Linked DNA regions of Mus musculus: region 2 is linked to region 1. Evidence: chromatin loops called from intact Hi-C (ENCODE). Cell type or tissue: left cerebral cortex. All regions are shown on one strand. Links, peaks and the distances in the headings refer to the core of each region. The heading gives the core; the rest is flanking DNA. Region 1 overlaps Nrg3 (neuregulin 3). Region 2 overlaps Nrg3 (neuregulin 3).

Region 1 (9,892 bases), core at 1,321-9,320:
AATTGCTAGCTGCATTCAATGTCACAGGACAAGGAAAGATAGCTTGGGAATCAGCCCTGGCTATAAACCTTGTTGTCCACATACTGTCAAATGGGAGAAACAGCAATTCCACAGAACACAACCTCTGATTTACCTAGCCATCATCTTCAGGAATTTGTTTCCCAGAAAGTATGAAAAAAAAAAAAAAACCACATACACACACACACACACACTCAAGACACCAAATGTTCCATGCTTTTCTCAGTAAGAACTCAGCATTTGCTTTCACCATTGTTTCTCACTCTTCCCTCCTGAATGGTTCCCAAAAATATGACCTTAAGAGATTTGCCCTTCCTAACAATCCAAAGAGTTTCCATATTTTGTGAACTTAGAAGAAAAGAAGTACAGAAAATTCATTTTCTCTGGCTCTTGACTGAACAATGGGAAACAAAGGAAAGATTACACTAAGAAATCTGAAATTTATTTTCAGTTATTTCCCAAGAATAAAACCAGGGAACTGAGCAGTAAAGGGAGATCAAGAGTGTAAGAGAGGACAGAGAGATGGAGAAAGGGCAAAAGCAGAAATGTGTGAGAGGAATTGAGATGTAGAGAAAAGCCCCAACTCCTTATGAAGATTGCAGGGCATCATGTAAGAACAGAGCAAGGACGAGAGGAAGGGGAGGAGGGAAGGAGGGAGGGAGGGAGGGAGACAGAGACAGGGACAGAGACAGAGGCAGATAGAGAGACAGAGAGACAGAGAGAGAGAGAGAGAGAAAGAGAGATAACATGCCCCTGTGTTTGTGGGACATTCTTGCAATTTGTGAAACACTTAATACTATAATTTTATAATATTTTCTCAAAACTGCAGAATGATGGGAATGTCTGAGGCAAACCTTCAGGAAGCCCCACAGGATAGAAAGCACATCCAACAGCCCTTCCTGTCGAATGGGTAAGGCTTGAGGGGATTCAGAAGTTCAGAAGCACGTTCTGAGCAGTAACAGTCTGACAGAAAGCAGGTAGGTTTCTTGGGTAGGAGTGAGACTACAGCAAGGACATGACAGTGATAATGATAGTGATGAAAATCAATAATCATATGATTCATGACAATTGTTTCATAACACTATTTTAGGGTCTGAGAAATCATTCCGTTGGTAAAATATTTCCTCTGCAAAGGACAAGGAAATTCCATTCCTTTTCCAAAACCCACCTTCAAAACAGAAAAAAAAAAAAGTAAATAAAAATAAAATTGGCATGTCAGTAGACAACTCTGACTCTAAAGTTGGAAAGGTTTAGAGAAAGAACTCCAGGGAATATGCTTGGTCTGTGTCAGGATAGTATGGTATCTTGTCTTTAAAAATTAATTGAAGAATAGTGGTAATGAAAAATAAAACACTGAGTAGGGGCAGAGATTGTCTGATGACTCACACATAATTGCACACATGCGTACACACACACACACACACACACACACACACACAGAGAGAGGGGGGGGCTAGAAAAAAGATGTATCAAAATTGAGAAGGTTCTCTCACAGTGTCCTCCATTTTCCTCTTATTACTTCCTCCATAGCACAAGTAGAAGTTAGACAGCAATCTATATTAATAGGGCCCACTTGTCACAATTAATGTGTGAACACTGACAGGGTAATATAAACTCAAGAGGAAATTTTACTCAGAATTACTGCACCTTTACCAATTTTGTCACGTTTCATTTAGGTGAGATCTTTTCCTCAGGTTTGTTTAACTTATTCATGAAGTTCTGGTAATCTCCGATGACTGCCTAATGTATGGCTTGCTGGTCATACATGCTGTGCTCTGTTATTCAAATTTGCCTAATGTTTCCCCATAATTATACTGGGAATACAGGACTAGAGGAAAAGGAAGGCATGGGTAAAGCAATAATTCTATACCATAGGTAGCCTATCAAACACACACACACACACACACACACACACACACACACACACACACACACATACACACAATCAAATGATATGTAATCATTGAGGGTAACTTTTATCAGTTGTCTGAGATGGCATATGCCAGGTTTTACCACTTGAATTGTATTCTACTCCATCCTTTGTATGAAGAATTTACAGGAAGTAAGAAGCTGTGTACATAAAAACTTTCAGTTGAAGAGACTACAGAAGGTTACATGAACTTCACTGAAGATTAATTCTTCTTCATTTCCTTATTTTTGAAATGATTCATTTTCAATAGTGTCATGTTATTGATATTCGTTTTGAGCTTTGAATTCTCATGTACAACTAACTAGTTGAGTTACTCTGCTGCTCAGTGTCCCACTTGTAGCCACTAACATGTCTTTTGCATGACGTCCATTTCCCTGACCCTTCATTAATGTGAACTTCTGATTTGTTTTAACTATTTTCTTGCTTTCAGATGCTTTGAGATGTTCAACAGCCATATATATTTCTCATCCTCAACTTACAATATTAGAATCCTGGCTTCTCTTAGGAACTTTGATTTCTTTTCTTAAGGGAGTGTGATCTGGACACTTTTTATGCTGCATTTATGAGCATTGTGAGCCCACATAACATTTTTAAAACAGACAAAATGTAGTTTCCTTCCATTATTACATGGAACATGATGTAAGTTCTCAGTACATAGGTTATTGTTTCAAAGCATTTGATACACGAATATGGACCACTTTACAGGTGATGTTAGATGTGATGTCAAGCTCATGAGGTAATGTTAAAATGTGTGCCTGTGTAAACAGGAGAAGACTGTGCAGACAAGAAGACAGAATGGATGCTTTGGGTAAAGCAATTCTTCTTGTCAAAGACCCTTGTGCTATCAACAAAAACTCAAAATGGAGAAAGGCTCTGGGAAAGATTCAAGCTAACATGTATATAGGAGAACATGTAATGATTAGTCACGATGAAAATTGGGGGATGGGGGTAGGGGTTAAAAAGACATGACTCCAAAGAGGAAAAGGTAAAACCACAGCCAGTGTCTGCATTCATTGTTAGTGCGGCGTTCATAGTATGTACTCTATTCTAGGAATGTTGAAAGGCGTAAGTGGGGCTTACTGGTAAGTCTCAGGAGACATTTAAATTCATCCACAGGGATTTCCTTTCCAGCTATTTTATACCAACATTCTTTGAAAAAAAGAAGGACATAAATTCAAGCCCTCCTTTGTATCTCTTGTGAGCAGCAGCATCAACCAAATCATGTACACTTTCTGAATTTCAAAGTCTATATTTGAAGTATGGAACTGAAAATATTCATGAAATTGTGAAGAAAATCATATCAAAGTTTACATGAAATTTCTTCAGCAAGCCATTTCAATATCTCTGTTTCCTCATTAATAGATCAAGTAAATAGATTCCAAGACATATACTCCAATCGCTATACAAACAAATACCTGCACAGCTATTTTTTTTTAACCACAGCAGCATTGAAATCCAAGAAGTTATGGGATATCTCTAAATAATCCTAAGCAAATGAATGTACAAAGGAGATTGTGTGTTGTACTCAATGGAATATTATTTAGTCATAAGGAACAGAACTATGTGATCTTCGGGAAAATTGATGCTTATCAACATATTAAGCAAAATAAGCCAGAAAGCCAACTATGCCATGTCTGGCATTGTAATCAGAAACTAGATATACAACAACAATAGCAAAATGACATGAGAGCAGAGGGAGAGGGTGTGGGAAAAGGTGAGGTAAAGTGAGTATAAACACAGAACTTTACATGCATGTATGGAGCTGTGAAATCCACTGTGTAATGTAACAACAAATGGGCAAAGGATAAAATATAATGCAAAAGGAGTTCATAATACACCTCACCTCCACTCCCCATGGAGACAGTTTATAAGAATTAATGCAGCCAATGTGTTCTAGCTTAGGGTTTCTATAGACAAAAGATATTTGTATTGCTAAAAGATGTACAATGTAAAAGAAATATTGGTACTCAATTGTTCATGTTTGTCTAGGCATCATTTGATCTCATCAATTGATTTACATAACCTTTTGTCAAGGTGTCGGTGTTCTTCCTTGTAGATGTTTTATCGTATGATGGGAAGAACGGACTTTAGACCTGAGAGTCTTGAGAGTGAGTGGGTGACCCTTGATGGGTGGGTGGCTCACAGCACCATGGACAGTGGCACCAGGGCTAAAGATCTAAGGGATCTTTCAAATCAGAAAGGGATCTTTTGAAAGCAGAGAACCCTTCTTCCCACCCACTACTCAGGAGTCATGTTGGGTCTGTGACTTTGTCTCTGCGAAGGAAAGTTAGGCTGGAAAACTTCACAGAGAAGCTGCACTGCCAGAAAACACCCAGGGCCACAGTGATTGGAGCTAATTGGCCTTTATTTAGCGTTGGTCTGTTCTCATCTGCCTTGTTAACCCTGATGATTACACAGTGTTTTGTGGTTTTGTTTTGTTTTGTTTTGTTTTGTTTTTACATGAAAATCTGTATCTAGCTCAGTATAGTTGATTTAAACAAAGCTACCTTTGGAAATCTCTAAATCCCACACTGATCAGTTTCTACTTAGGAAACAAGCCAAGTCTCCTCTGCGCAGTGGTCAGGAACCCTACCAGGGCCTGCCACCCTTTTCCTTCTCTGGACATTGCAGGTAGTGAGACATGAGCATATATTAATCAAAAGCAAGGAGCTAGCCCAGGACTCATCGCCAGATCCCAGCAGAGCTGTGAGAAAATCTTCACCATCTCATTCCTGTATGGGCTAGTTCCAGGGGAAAGCTTCCTCATGCATAGAGAACTGGCTGCTTCACAGAGAGCTGCTTGGGAAAGAAAGCATCTGCCTTAGGAAACCAGGTCCGACTCCCTTTGCGCTGAAGCAGAGGCCAAAGGAAGAGAGAGAAGAGAAATTTGGCTTGGGGTTGGCCTCATTCCTGGGGTAGAGGTAAAACAGGAGGAGGATAATAAGGAGAAGAAATAGCAGCCTGAACGAGTGCATCAAATCCAGCCATCTGCAGGTGTCTGCTGTAGTGGGATGTGTGAAAGCTGCAGCTAAGCTATATTTAAGTGGAGAGGACAGCCAACTGGAGAGAATCCTTTTACCAAGGTCATCTAGTAAATTTATTTTTGGCATGTGTCTATGTATGTTGATGTTGTATATCTGTATATAGAGGTCAGAGGTCAATCCCAGATGTTGTAGGTGTCATTCTTCAGAACATTACAACATTACCTTTAGATTTTGTGACAGGGACTCTTATTGGCTGCAGCTCAGTTTGACTAGGCTGGGTTGTCAGTGAGACCCTAAAGCATTGTTTCTCTCCACTTTTGGGCTTCAGATCCAAGCCAGATTTTTTTTGTTGTTTGATTATTTTGCGTTTTGTTTTTGTTTTATGTATGGGTCTACAAATCAAACTCAGTTTTTCATGTTTGCCCAGCAAGTAAGTTCTACAGACTAAAGCTGTCTTTCCATTTCAACATCCAGTAAATTCTGGGATTCAAAATTTGAGATTCCCTGATCTAGTTTGCTTTTCTGTTGTTGTGACAGAACACTGTGACCACAAGCAACCTAGGGAGAAAATGACTTATTTGGATTACACTTCCAGATCACAGTCCATCTCTAAGGGAAATCACAGCATGAACTTAAATAGAAATTCGAAGAACACATGAGGAAAGCAGCTTGCTCACTGGCTTACACTCAACTAGCTTTCCTACATAGCCTAGGACCACCTACGAATAGCACTTCTCCATGGACTGGTCCCTCTCATACTAATTTAATTAGCAATCATGACCAGTTAGCTACCCTGACTTGCCTACAGGCCAATCTAGTTGAGGCAGCTCTTCAGTTGAGGTTCCCTCTTACTAAGTCAACACTTAAGTGTGTCAAGTTGGCAGTCTAAACTAACCAGGACAACCCTCTATTGTCTGAATATCTCATAAACAAAGAGAAACCACGTAAGTCCATAGTGTTAATCCGTGATGAGGGTGTGTGTAAAATTGTTCAGTTGATGAATATTACCAACTAATTTATCTGTTTTTCTTCCAGATTTGTGCACTAAGCTGCTGTCAGTCAAACAGACATGATTTAGAGCCAAATGCAGATACTGGCTGTCTGGTTGATGTCTCTGACACAGTGCTAGACTCAGAGTGAGTAATAATCCTGTTTGGATTTTCCCCTTTTACTACTCTCCAGCAAAGTTGGATCTTAGAGCACACCCGTAGTGGTCCTAACGCCTAACAAGGAGGAAAGAGATATATCTACTTTCAAGTGCCAGGGTATAGAGAACTAAACAACTGGCTCTATATGATATATACAGTGTCATAGACTCTAAAAAGTATAATTTGACAGCATCAGATTCAGCCTCTGTCAGCAGGTGGAGATTTCTGGATGCAGTGACCAAGGAAATTTTGGTGTAGGCACCTTGGCAATGATAATCTTCTTGCTTCCTTTTTATGGACAGCCAAAATATTGCAATAAAACAAATCATAGACAAAAATTACGATTTTAAAAACCTAATTTTGATCCATAATTATTATTTGACATATTTAGTTACCATGTTTTCTATTAGTAATACTTTCAACTCCTGAATTTTCATTTCCAGAAATATCTTCATATAAGGTACTGTAAGGCCAAAAGTGATAGGTGGAGTCACTCTATGGGCATGGTTTGACTTCTAATATTGTGTGGCATCAGATGTAGTCAGAGGGCGATAACATAATGAATGACATCATCAGATCTGACAGGTCATAAGAGCTTCCTGCACTTCTGTCCCAATGTAGTTGTCATTGAAATAGGGCTTGTTGAGCTTTGTCCATTCCTGAAGTATTCTTACCATACAAACTGCATGACTCAGGTAGTTATCACACTTATAAAAATGAATGAGATGAAGAGTAACTCAGTGAGAATCTTGTTATTAGTAAAATGCACTCAAAAATTACATTTGTGTTTTAGAAGATCAAAGAATGCATTGTAAAAGTCAGGATAATTTTGTGTGGGAAAGAGGTGTTTGTACCTGTTAGTGTGGGTATGTGCAAACATGCATGCATCTCTCTCTCTCTCTCTCTCTCTCTCTCTCTCTCTCTCTCATTGTGTGTGTGTGTGTGTGTGTGTGTGTGTGTGTGTGTGTGTGTGTGTGTACTTGTTACTATGGGTTTATGCACAAGAATATGCAGCTGTATATGTGCAGATGTTGGCATCAGGTGCCCTTCCCCGATCATTCTCCATCTTTATTTTTGAAAAGGAAGAGAAAGTACCCAAGGAGCTAAAGGGATCTGCAACCCTATAGGTGGAACAATATTATGAACTAACCAGTACCCCGGAGCTCTTGACTCTAGCTGCATATGTATCAAAAGATGGCCTAGTCGGCCATCACTGGAAAGAGAGGCCCTTTGGACTTGCAAACTTTATATGTCTCAGTACAGGGGAACGCCAGGGCCAAAAAGAGGGAGTGGGTGGGTAGGGGATTGGGGGGGTTGATATAGGGGACCTTTGGGATAGCATTGGAAATGTAAACGAGGAAAATACCTAATAAAAAAAAGAGAAAAAAAAAGAAACGGGCTTTTCTGAACCAGAAGCTCATTGGTTCAGCTGGATTACCTGCTCAATGAATTTCAGAGATCCATCTGTTTCTGCCTGACTGGTATTGAGGTTAATAGCACTTGCTGCTATTCCTGGTTCTGATGTAGGCACTTGCCAAATACAAACTCAGGCCTCATGCTTGTCTGGCAAGAAATTTACCAACGGAGCAATCTTCCCAGGTCACAAAAGCCAAGCTTCTGGTAGACATTCCCAGTGTACACAAAAGACATAAGCACAGACTTAAGCTGTTTTCCACAATACTCAGAAAAGGGTGTCTACTTGTGTTTTCCTTCTTGAAAAAGATTCAATTCACAGCCTTTTTCCCAACTTCTGTTACACGAGAAAGATAGGATGTGGTCATTATTGTTTATTTCTCATTCAGCAAATGTCTATTGCTTATTTTCTTTTTAATTCAACAAATATCAGTGGGTATTTGCTGCTATAAGTCATACCTTGCTCCTTTCTGTTTTCTTCACAATCTATGAAACTGAAAGATTATAAAGGGTCTCTGCATGCCCGCTCCAACCCTTGAAGCTCACTAAAGTCCTTGGGCTGCTCAGCTAGCACAGCAAGAAAGCAGAGGAACACGGGGCTCTATTCTGACATTGAAATCAACATGAATTCAATGGCTCTTCATTGAACATCTCCGTACTGCATATAATATCCTGTGCTGAAAGCTGCAAAGCTATACAAAGGCAAATGCTCTTCCCTGAGGATCTTATAATCTAGGAGGAAAGATAACAACATGTACATGAATAACTAAAATGCCAGCTAGACAGATATAGGGCCCAAAGAAGGCTAAAAGTAAAGGCCTTTGCTTAATGGCTTCAGAGAGAATAGACTTGTGCTTGATCACAGAGGATTACAAATGGCATCGAGGGGCTGGTAGCCTTTGTTCGGGGTCTTGTGAATGGCAGGTAGGATTTTAATGGAGATAGAAGAAAAGGATGAATCTGGGAAATAGAGAAGGCACAGTAGGGAAGGGAGACATCAGGACTGTACATTAGTGAGAACAAATTATAGATAAGTCTGGGAAAATGAATCAGGACTGATGGAAGATCTTGAACACTAAGCTGGCAGTATGTTGGGTATGTGAAGCATAAACAGAAGTACAAAACAACTGAATATCACAAAACCAGCATTTAAAGAATAATTTTTGTGTAATGTGCACATCATCCTGGAGTTAAGGGATCTAACAGCAGGGAAGAAATCTAAAATACTTACAATAAGTACTAATATTTTAAAATAACATTAATTCTATGTATTATATGACTCCCACCAGAGGCTATAAGTTGTCTTAAATGGTCTTAGTATTTCCCTTTCATTCATTCTAGATAGGAGGTACTAGTGCTATCCTAACATTTTTAATGATAAAATCCAATCTGCCCTGATGTGTACACAGCCACTTGGGAGGATAAAATATGCTTGAGGCAGGAACGTGGGATGATTTGCCCCCCTGACCTCTGTGTGCACCTAACAGACCACTGACATCAACATAACCCTGAAAAGAAAATGATAACATAAAATTGAATATGGGGGCTGGAGTGATAGCTCAGCAGTTAAGAACATTGACTGCTCTTCCAGAGGTCCTGAGTTCAATTCCTAGCAACCACATGGTAGCTCACAAACATCTGTAATGGGATCGAATGCCCTTTTCTGTTGTGCCTAAAGAGAGATACAGTGTACTCATATAGATATAATAAATCTTAAATAAATAAATAAGTGAATAAATAAATTTAACTAAATTAAATATGGAGCTGGAACAATAGCTCAGCCATTTCAATACCTGGTTGCTTTTTCAGAGGGCAAGATTTGATGCCCAGGCCCCAAATGGTCACTCAATAATGTCTTTAACTCCAATTCCAATGGATCTGATGCTGTCTTCTGATTTTTGTAGGTACATATTATGTGGTGCGCATAAGAACATGCAGATAAATGATCATACACAGAATAAAATAAATCTTTAAAAAATATATATGAAAAGGAGAATATTTATACCCAAGGCCAGAGAGCAGGAAAAAGAAGACAAAAACGCCCAAGCTAAATGTCTCAATAGGGTAGCAGTGATGACACCACCTTTATGTCAAGCAAATGAGTGTCAGAAAAGGGAGCCAGTTCAGGTAGAATGATGCTGCAGAGATATGAGGACAGAACACAGTTCTGAAACAATTGGGTGAACTGGTTTTAAGGGGTTTCTGGTGTATCTTGGGTCAATAGTTTTTGGTACAGGGATAGGAGTAGAGAGTGCAAGGGGTAAAATTTATAAATAAAGAGAATATAATAACATTATCTGTCAGACTCTGTTAAGTCATGAAACCAGAAAAAGTGTAGGGAATGCTGTTGGATCTCAGTAAATGGTAACATTGACATTATCACTACAGCTAGGATTGCT
Region 2 (9,892 bases), core at 728-8,727, 69 kb before region 1:
TGACATTTATTTTATATCAGCAACTGAGAGTCAGTCTAGCTGTATTTTTTTTCATTCTCCCAACAGGTAATAACCTGGTTCTCCCACGTGCTTCCTCAGCACATTGCTTCTGTCCTTATTACAACATTTATCACTCCCTGCCTTTCAACCCAGCTATCCCTGTGTGTCTTTGTTCTTTCTACTTCCCATTGAAGAACCTATAACCTTCTTGATCACAGGAACCATGATTTGCTTCTCTCTTCTCCCCCATTACCATGGAGTATCTAAACCAATGCAAACCTAAAGACAGAGGAATGTCTGATCAATATATCTGGTTCAGTATTTTCTTTCTGTTATGTATTGCTGTTAATCTGGAAGTCTATTTGTAAACAGACTGTTTCCTTTATGTTGGTATGACTTTCAAAACTTAAAAATTACATGTCAACATGTTGTTGGTGACACTTTATATTTGGCCACTTGTAAACGATGAAAGAACATTTCCGGTTAGGGAGTAGGATAAATATAATGTACCAAACTTAGATGTTTGTTTACCAAATTCCATTTCTTGGCAACAGAGATATACTGTTGCTATTTAATACCCTGACTAGATTAGAACTGTTCGTCAGTATAACCAATAAATTCAGTTTCTTCCTCTGTTTATGACCATCAGAGCCACCAAAGATAAGAAAATTGACCAGCTTCACAATACTTACTCAGATATAGGCATGGAACAACATAGACTCTGACTTATTTTCATTTACACAGGAAAGTACTCTGCCTACAAATTATGTTTATATTTCTAGATCTAAATTCATACTGCAACCATCATTACACAAGGTAACCAATATTGTTCATTGGACAAGAGAACAACAAAGGTCCTCTCCAGATATATTCACTTGCAGAAGGTCATTCCTGAGTTTAATATTCACTGTAGTAGCATCAGCTTCCTAGGTTCCTTGTTCCCCATGGCATCCAATAGGCAGTTGGTAGTGTCACGATGCTACAGAAGTGTGAGGCGTAGGCTTCCAGGCTTCAACACAGCACATACCAAACACACTGACACAGTGTCTCAGGCAAAAATTAGAGCTGTGAAAGCTGATTAATTTTACATCCAAGTGAAATTTTACTTCACAATCAAATGATTTGCTAGCTGTGGGGGGAAAATGAGTATTTAGGCTTTAAAGAGATCAATGACCCGTCTAAGCTTCTACCCTAGGTATCCCTTTGAGTACCAAATGACTTCCTGAAAATATTGTTCTGAGGGATCAAATTCAAGCATTTTGACTAACAATTAAAGAAACAACAACACAGGAAACTAGGCACTTCTATATTAAGAGAACGGGCGCTTCTATGTTTGGAGAAGTTACTGGCTCTGTGCCAGGAGAATAGTATGGAGGTTACCTACCAGGCTGGTTGGCTCTGGTTCATGCCAAGTCCTCAGTATCCAGCCTTCTTCCCCTACCATCTTAGAAATTAAAATTTTTGAGTTTTCAATGTTCTAATACTGGAAGATCAACCTGCACAGTCTTGTTTCAAAAAAGCAAGAAAGTATGTATTTTTAGCAATTTCTTTCCCTTGATGTAAAACCTTGGCCCATCGCCATAAAACAAGTTTCATTTCAAAGCAGCTTTTAAATAGGTTTTAAGGACAAGTGACTCAATGTACAAAATGACAAGAAGTGTAAGAAAAGAAAAAAACAAAAGTAAAGAGTGATGAGATTAAGCCATCACTTTTCTGTGATCTCCTCAAATCTTCTGTAATGCTAATATGAACTGTGGAAATTGGAAGGACTGTTAGGGAAGACCATTTGCTCTTCTATGACAATGAGATCCTTTGCTCATCACTCTCACAGAAAACTCAGTTCTGTAGAGCACTGTAGGAAACCCTGAACTCAGGTGAGACTCCTGTGTCTTCTACATTGAGAAATGTTAATATGCAGTCCCAAAAGTATCAGAGAAGCAAACATTTTTATGCAAATCAGAAGCTGGTTAAAAATACCACTTATCCTAGAAATGTGCCTTTTCTCATGAAGAACTTACAAAGCTATAAAGCACCTCTAGAATTCCAGGTCTGGGGGAAGGAGAGAAAAGACAGGAGAAAGGATGGAGGTGTGGGTATATTATATGAAGCACAGAAAGGGCTGATCAAGTCCACATCATTGTTTTTGGTACAAACAGGTGTAGGAAGAATCTCTCCATGCCCACATAGAGGCAGAATTGAATTCTCAGATGAACCATAAATGAAGATGTGCCCATTACTCAAGTCACAAAACACAACTTATTAAAGACACATTCAGAAAAATTTGGGCAACACCTTTGGACTTGATAAGGTTATTTAAAAAAGCAAAGAGAAAGCAATTTTAAGTGGGCAGAGAAAGGAACTATAAACCTGGTAGAAACTGGGAGAGGGTTTTAATACAATGGAAATACAATGTATGAAGTCATCAAAAATTAATAACAATAGAAACAAAGCAAGAGAGAATAAGAAAAACAAAAGAAAAAAGAAAGGAAGAAAAGGAGAGAGAGAAAGGAAAGGAAAGGAAAGGAAAGAGAAGAGAAGAAAAGAAAAGAAAAATAAGAAAAGAAAAGAAAAATAAGAAAAGGACAGCAAGAGTGGGTTGCATAGTGCAGTGATAGAAACAAAAGAAGCCTAGCTTAACAAGGAGAAAGGGAAGAACTGATGTCCCAAAGTTGCCTTCTGACTATATGCATACCATAACACATGTATGTGTTACACACGTACTAATACAAACACACAAATAAATAAATTGATTTTGATTTTGAGAAGGAGTGGAGCGGGGTGGAGTGAGGGAAGAGGGCAACCTGATCTGGTATTGGGTGAGGAAAAAGACTGAAGCCCTGAGGGCCATCAGAAAGAATGGAAACAAGTAACCTTGGGAGATAAGAGATTATGGGGGGGAGGGGGGCGCTCCAGAATGCACCAGAGTCCTGGGAGGGGAGAGTCTCTCAGGACTCAAAGGGAGGGATCTTAGATGAAATGCCTGACAGTAGGAAGAGGTATCTTATAGAGCCCACCTTCACCAGGAAGACAGGGCATCAAATGAGGAAGAGGGGGGCCATTCCATAGTCACAATGCTGACCCATAATTGTTCCTGTCTGAAAGAATTACAGGGATGGAAACAGAGTGGAGCCTGAGGAAAAGAAGGTGCAGCAACAGGCACAAAGTGGGATCCAGCTCAAGTGGAGGTCCCAAGGCCTGACATTATTATTGAAAATATGGAGTGCTCACAAAAAGGGACCTAGCATGACTGTACTACAGAAGACCCAATAAGCAGCTGAAAGTGTCAGATGCAGATGTTTGCACCCAACCAATGGACAGAAGCAGCTGCCCCCTGTTGTTGAATTAGGGAAGGCTGAAAGAAACTGAGGAGAAGAGCGATCCTGTAGAACCAGCAGTCTTTATTAACCTGGTTCCCCGAGATCTCTCAAACACTAGACCACCAAACAGGCAGCCTACACTAGCTGATATGAGGCCCATAACACACATATAGTAGAGGACTTCCGGGTCTGTGTTCATACAGAAATGATGTACCTAACCCTCAAGAGACTGATGGCCCCAGAGAGTTTAGAGGTCAGGTAGGGTGGAGATGGGAGCATGCATGTAGAGATAGCAGGGTATGAAGAGGTAGAAGATGTGGAAGAGGTGGAGGGTAGATAGGGGTGGTGAGATGAGATTTACTTATAATACTTAAAAATATATATGCAATAGAGATGAACTTAGGTTGCTGCTATATAAAACATAGAGACTGGGCCAGGGATAACCAAAGCCAGAATGTCAAATGGAGTGTGCAACATAATCATTCTATTGGTTACATCATTATGTGGTCATCATGATGGCTTTATTGAAGAAGCAAATGAAATATCATGGCAAGAATGCAAGTATATATTACCAAATTTCAAATATTAATTTTGTGTTTATTTAAGTTGTGTTTGTAGGAATAGGCAGATACACCTGTTTTTGTAGCAAGAACTTGTTACTAATGACAGGTTTCAGGATTAGAAAATTAGTACTCATGAAACACAGTTTTGACCTAGCAATTTCATATAGACTCCATCTAGAGAAGACTATTTAGAAAACTAATTAGAAAATGAAATATGTCCATAGATCTGTATTACCATTGTAGAATCAATAGATAATAAGGCAGATCTTAAAATGTCTCACGTTTGCAGCAACGAATAAAATGTACTGACAGCACCTGGTAAGTTGCTATGACATTTTCAAAGTCGATGTTTCACAGCATCTGTTAATCAGATCATACACTTCATTATATGAAAGAATAGAACACAAAATGTGTGCTATATATATGACTGTGAAAAAATAAGGTCAGCACAACAGAAATTATGAAAGAATATGCCATAATGAAGAATAAGGATTAAAAACTAAATATGATTTGATAACTTTTATTTTAATATATTCAGAATTAATATGTTATTATGTATACTTGTATATTACATTTGATATATTTTTCCAGAAGAGTATTATCATTAAAAGCAGAGAAACCAGAAGGGTGTGGTAGCACACGCCTTTAATCCCAGCACTAGGGAGGCAGAGGCAGGCAGATTTCTGAGTTCGAGGCCAGCCTGGTCTACAAAGTGAGTTCCAGGACAGCCAGGGCTATACAGAGAAACCCTGTCTCAAAAAAAAAAAAAAAACAAAAAAACAAAAAACAAACCAAAAACCAAAAACAAAAACAAAAAACAAACAAACAAAAAAACAAAAAGAAAACAAAAAAACAGAGAAACCCATGAGTGATAGCTATGTCCCCTCACTCCAACCATGAAGGGAGTACAGACAATCCAGCCAAGAACACAGAGCTTACTCTTCTTTTGATGGGTTCTTTTCATTTGGACCTCCATGGCTGGCTCTTCTAGCCGTACAGGAGTCTGTTTTGTCTGAATTAGAACAGGAATCTCATTGAAATTGTTATGGTGAATGAAAATTAGACACCGGATTTTCAAGACGAAGCATCATGTACCTGATGTGTTACCATGAACACCATGTGTAGTCAATTCTCTCTCTCTCTCTCTCTCTCTCTCTCTCTCTCTCTCTCTCTCTCATCTCTCCCTGTCTCTTTCTTTGTCACTCGCTACCCACTTTCTCTTAAAGTCCACTCTTGGCATGAGAAGAAACCTAATAATTTTTTGCTTTGCTTTATTTGACTCTCAACCCCCATTTCAGGATGTTCTCCATCTCTACCTGACTCAAACTAGGATGGAATTCTCCAAATGTAATTTTAATTCTTATTTAAAAAAAAAAACAAATAACATTGAAATGGTACAATAATATAATCACTTCTGTTATTGTAGTTGACAGAGATAAAAGACAGGAAAAATCCTGCAAAAAAATTTAATAAAGTATGTTTTCAAAAACATGTGACTAGGGTGCAAAGAAACATGATTTTAAAATTTAAAATTAGCTAAATTCCTCTAGTTGAAAGAGCTCTTTTAAAAGAAGTTTGTTTCTCCAGTAGAATGCAATTCCTTAATAAAGTAGCACACTGGCTGCAGCCAAGAAGAAAAGAAGCCACCCTAAAAATATCTCCATAAAAATGGAAAGAGCTGACATTTCCTTACAGGCTCCTGGAACAGTCTTGCCTGAGCCTGCCTGGGCCTGCCTGGCTCCAGCTGTCCGGCTGGCTTCATTCTTCACTCTCCTTTATGGCTCTTCTCTGAAGGCAGTGGAGGATTCAGAAAATGCCCCAGTTCTGTGATTTGTGTGATCTTACATTAATTGACTAACACTGAAATAGATGTGCTATAAGCAAGAACCATCAACAGAATCAGTAGCATTCTAGAACTAAGCATTAATGAATAAACACATTCATACTCTGATTTGGGCTCATTAAATTTTAATGCTATCAAATATATTTCTTTTTGTCATAAACTCTTGAACAGGTATTGTTGGTTCATTCATTTATTTAAAATGCATTTACTGTGATAATTTAGACTTACAGAAAATCTAGGGGAGAGTAAAAGTAACACGGCAAGAACGTTCATCCAGAAATTATTCCAAGGCACTAACAGTCTTCAAGCCTTGTCCATGGGGAGGCAAACAGAAAATAAGCCATCTTTGCTCAGTACATTTATGGATATGCAAAGATACCAACCCCACAGGGCAAAGTTCCTCTAAACACATTCTTATGCATTCATAGGATGGATATATGGCTGTTCACCCAACCAGTAATAGTCTAAATGCCACTCCCAAGTCAGAAGCCACTAGCTACTGAAGAATATGACTGAAGATCTCAGACTTTGAGGATACACACACACACACACACACACACACACACACACACAAAGACACATAAAATATCCAAATATTATTTCTGCCAAGAAAATCAATGAAGAAACAAGAGGTGATAGGGCAAGCATATAGTCACAGAACTCCGTAACGCTCATGGTTCTGGGGCATAAGGACAATGAGTTGGAGGCCTGCCTAAGCTCAATATTATTATCATGCCTCTCAAAAGCAAAATGCAATAACAGCTAACCAATAATTGTATTGGCTCATCTCCTTTCAGGAGATACTTTCTTCATGGAATTCTGAAAAACAGAAATATGTTGTTTGGTTTACAAGACAGAAGCACTCAGTCTTTACTGTATTATGGATAAAATTTTGTTCCCTAAATTCAGATGTTGAAGTCTTTGACATCAGTGTAATACTTTGGAGATAGGACCTTTAAAGAGAGCATAAGTTTTAAATCATGGGCGATGTATTACCTATAGGGAGAAGATAGGAGCTTTATTAATGCCACTGCCTGTGGGTAAAGCCTTGGCCATGCAACTCTTAGACTGAGGCTGATGACAAGCCAAACAGAGAGGCACAGAAGCTACAGGAGTCCCAACACCTTTATCTTGAGCCTCCATCCTATAGATCTCTAGACATACTTATCACACTACCTTTTAAATGCATATCTTTATAACCATAGATTTGTGATGTTTTTGGTCTCATTAGAGAGATTTTATTTTGCACTGAAGGGCAGTTAATGCAGAAGCTCACAAATGGTCAAAATATAGAGAAATAAGTTTCTTTGGATTACTTGCCATAATTGGAGCATCAGTACCACACCTGTACCTATTCAAATAATAGCTAACAAAAAAATATTCTACTGTTACTCGCAATTGCAGCTTCCAATCCATCATTGTAATATGTAAATCACCAGAATAAAAGACTAAAAAGAATAAACACATAATTATCTCAACTTGTATTTGTTAGACTTTGAGTAAGTCCCATGCTGGTTAATGTTCATAAAGTCCCAGCTGTGTCCAAATCATGATTTGAGGAGGTTTGCTGTTACAAGAGAGGATGTGTATGAGTATATGCACATATGAATACATGACACGTTCACAGTATCACCTCAAGTGGGTATCTCCATTATGGACAAATATTTGTATGAACAATGCCAATAAAAGGACGTTTAGAATCATTGACAATTGAAGCATCTAAGCAATGCTGTCACAATTTAGAGACTAGGAGTAAGATAATATTTTTCTTTTACAGAACATTCAGACACCACTTCCTATAGTCATTCTCATTTTGTTTTACTTATGTTTTAGAACTTCTCCCTTCCTCCTCCTCTCCTTTTTCATCCCTCTTAGTCCCCATTATTCCCACAATGCTCATCAGAAGGCTCTGATTAAGTCTTCCAGATGGAGCTGTTTTATTCTAGGAACTGGAGGAAGAACCGCTTCTTCAATGATTTTTGATTTTTATAATTCTGTTCACACTCCACTGCAAATGTTACCATATCAAACAGCATAAGATGTAAATGGCCATGTACAATATGAATCTTGGATCTAAAAAAATATATTAATCAGCCCTTCTCTTTTCTCTATAGACTGTAATTTGTCAAAATGTTTGCTATCCTTGCTAAATCACAAGAACCCATGCTTTCATATGTAGAAGATAAAGATCCTCAAAGATTAATAACATCTTTATATGTTGCCTGAAAGCATTGAATATTTAAACTCACAGAAGTCCACAAAGCAAATTAATAATGGTTGTATATTATTCCAACATATATCAGAAGTACCTAACATTAAGTGAGTAGGAAACAAACATAAAGCAGCATCTAATCTTTTTAATGATGATCCAGGAGGGATAGGAGGAGACAAAGAGGGGTATGCTTGATCAAAATAAAATGTGTGCATGTTAAAAAGGAACTTACTTAAATTCAGAAAATCTGTATCACTGATTCAATATGCAGCTCTCTGTATTCAAGTTTTTGTGATACTTTCCATAAGCATTTGTTTCATCTCTGGATTTTATTTAAATCACAACTGCTTATAGTTTCCTGGCTGGGGTCAGAATACATAGCTAGTAAATAGTGTACTACAAAGAGAGGAAATAAAAATCGATGAATTTATTTTAGTAATTTATTCAGTATTGTAAACTAGGTGACTCTCTGGTATATCAAAGATTTTAATCATACATTCTTGTTTTCAATGCACAGGTGAGTTTGGCAAAGCACTGTGTTATAGAGGATGGCTGCTTGTGTTAGGATATAATGAGAAGCATGTAAGTGATTTATAACCCACAGTGCTGGAAGAACACAAACTGCCCTTTATTAGGAGCCAGAACATATATTATAAAAGGCTTATAATATAATAGAATTCCAGATCTTTTTTTTTTGAGATTTTCTTACCACTATAGAATGTCATTATTCCCATTGGTTTTGGCATATCATTAATCTTAAGCACAATCAGAAGCCCCAAGTCGTGTAGTGGTGTGGACAAATCATGGACAATTCCCAGCAAAAAAAAAAAAATTCTAAAGTTTTAAAAAGAAGATATTCATAGAGATACAACAGAGCATTCTACATTACATACAATAGATACAATAGCATACAATAGAAACAACATTCTAAACACAGGTTCTGCACTGAAATCTTGGTACTCCAGTCCTAAGTAGAAATATCTGAAGTGATTTACTTTATGGAATATCTATTTTATCAACTTTTAAAGAGAGAAAATAATGCTACTTCAGATTTCTTTCTGAAGATGTGACAAAAAGTCTTGTATTTAAAGTGACCTCTAGGATAAGGACTCCACAAGAATTCCAACAGAATCAACTAACATGGATCCTTGGGGGCTCCCAGAGTCTGAGGCATCAACTAAAGAATGTACATGGGATGGATATAGGCCTCCTGTACATATAGCAAATGTGCAGCTGGGTTTTCATGTGGACCTCCCAACAATGGGAGAGGTGGTTCGGGGTGTTTACCCTGATACTGTTGCCTACCTGTGGATCCTGCTTCCATAACTGGGCTGCCTTGTCTGGTCTCTTTGAGAGAGGATGTGCCTAGTTCAGCAGTGACTTGAGGTGTCATGGTGGGTTGGTAGCCAGGGAATATTTGCCCCTTTTCATAGATAATGGGGATGGGAGGGTGGGAGGAGGGGAACTGCAATAGGAATATAAAGTGAATAAATGAATAAATGGAAAAGAATAAGGTGCCCTCTATATTTCTTGACTTATTAAAAACTGTTAAAAGCTAACTGATTAGGCAATTCTGGGAATGTTTGGGAATACCCCAAACCTGCTAACATGTTTCCAGGCAGAGCTCAGCTTATAGTTACCTATGAGCAGTCATGTTTACAAAGGATACAGGACATTCAAGAGCTTTCTGAGTACTGAACATTAAGGGTCCCCTGAAGTCCTCAGTTTGAGAATTTTGATTACCAAGAATGGAGTGGTGTCCTCATGTTTGCCCAGCTAAACAAGTCAGTGCATGAGTTCACTCCATTGTTAAAATGTATTTAAACTTGTCCTCCGGTTTTAGCCTGAGTGACTTTTCTATGTAGCACCCCCCCTTTCTCTTTGTTTTTTTTCCTGTTCGTGCCATCTGTCCTTTCTGCTTCTTAGCTGATAGTAGAACTCCCTAAGGCAATTCAGT

The links. A loop is a pair of places that touch in the nucleus more often than their neighbours do. Peaks named below come from ENCODE experiments on the same cell type or tissue, not always from the same donor. Only the 100,000 strongest peaks of a DNase experiment are listed, where the experiment ranks them.
Region 2: a loop joins it to region 1, with 2.2 times the contacts of the local background. A loop is called at or near these places in 2 of 42 quality-filtered maps.

Annotation. Positions count from the first base shown.
Region 1 is chr14:39,102,139-39,112,030 of GRCm38, forward strand. The region is part of intron 1 of Nrg3 (neuregulin 3); the gene reads right to left. Among named protein-coding and RNA genes, the nearest start is that of Gm20642, 110 kb to the right of the region's middle. In left cerebral cortex, for the core only: no CTCF peak of the experiment used is centred there; DNase peaks (open chromatin) are centred at 4,858, 5,595, 5,993 and 8,187; H3K27ac peaks cover 2,165 bases.
Region 2 is chr14:39,033,655-39,043,546 of GRCm38, forward strand. All of the region lies in intron 1 of Nrg3 (neuregulin 3), which reads right to left. Among named protein-coding and RNA genes, the nearest start is that of Nrg3os, 140 kb to the left of the region's middle. In left cerebral cortex, for the core only: no CTCF peak of the experiment used is centred there; DNase peaks (open chromatin) are centred at 1,004, 1,357, 1,370, 1,534 and 3 more places; H3K27ac peaks cover 5,538 bases.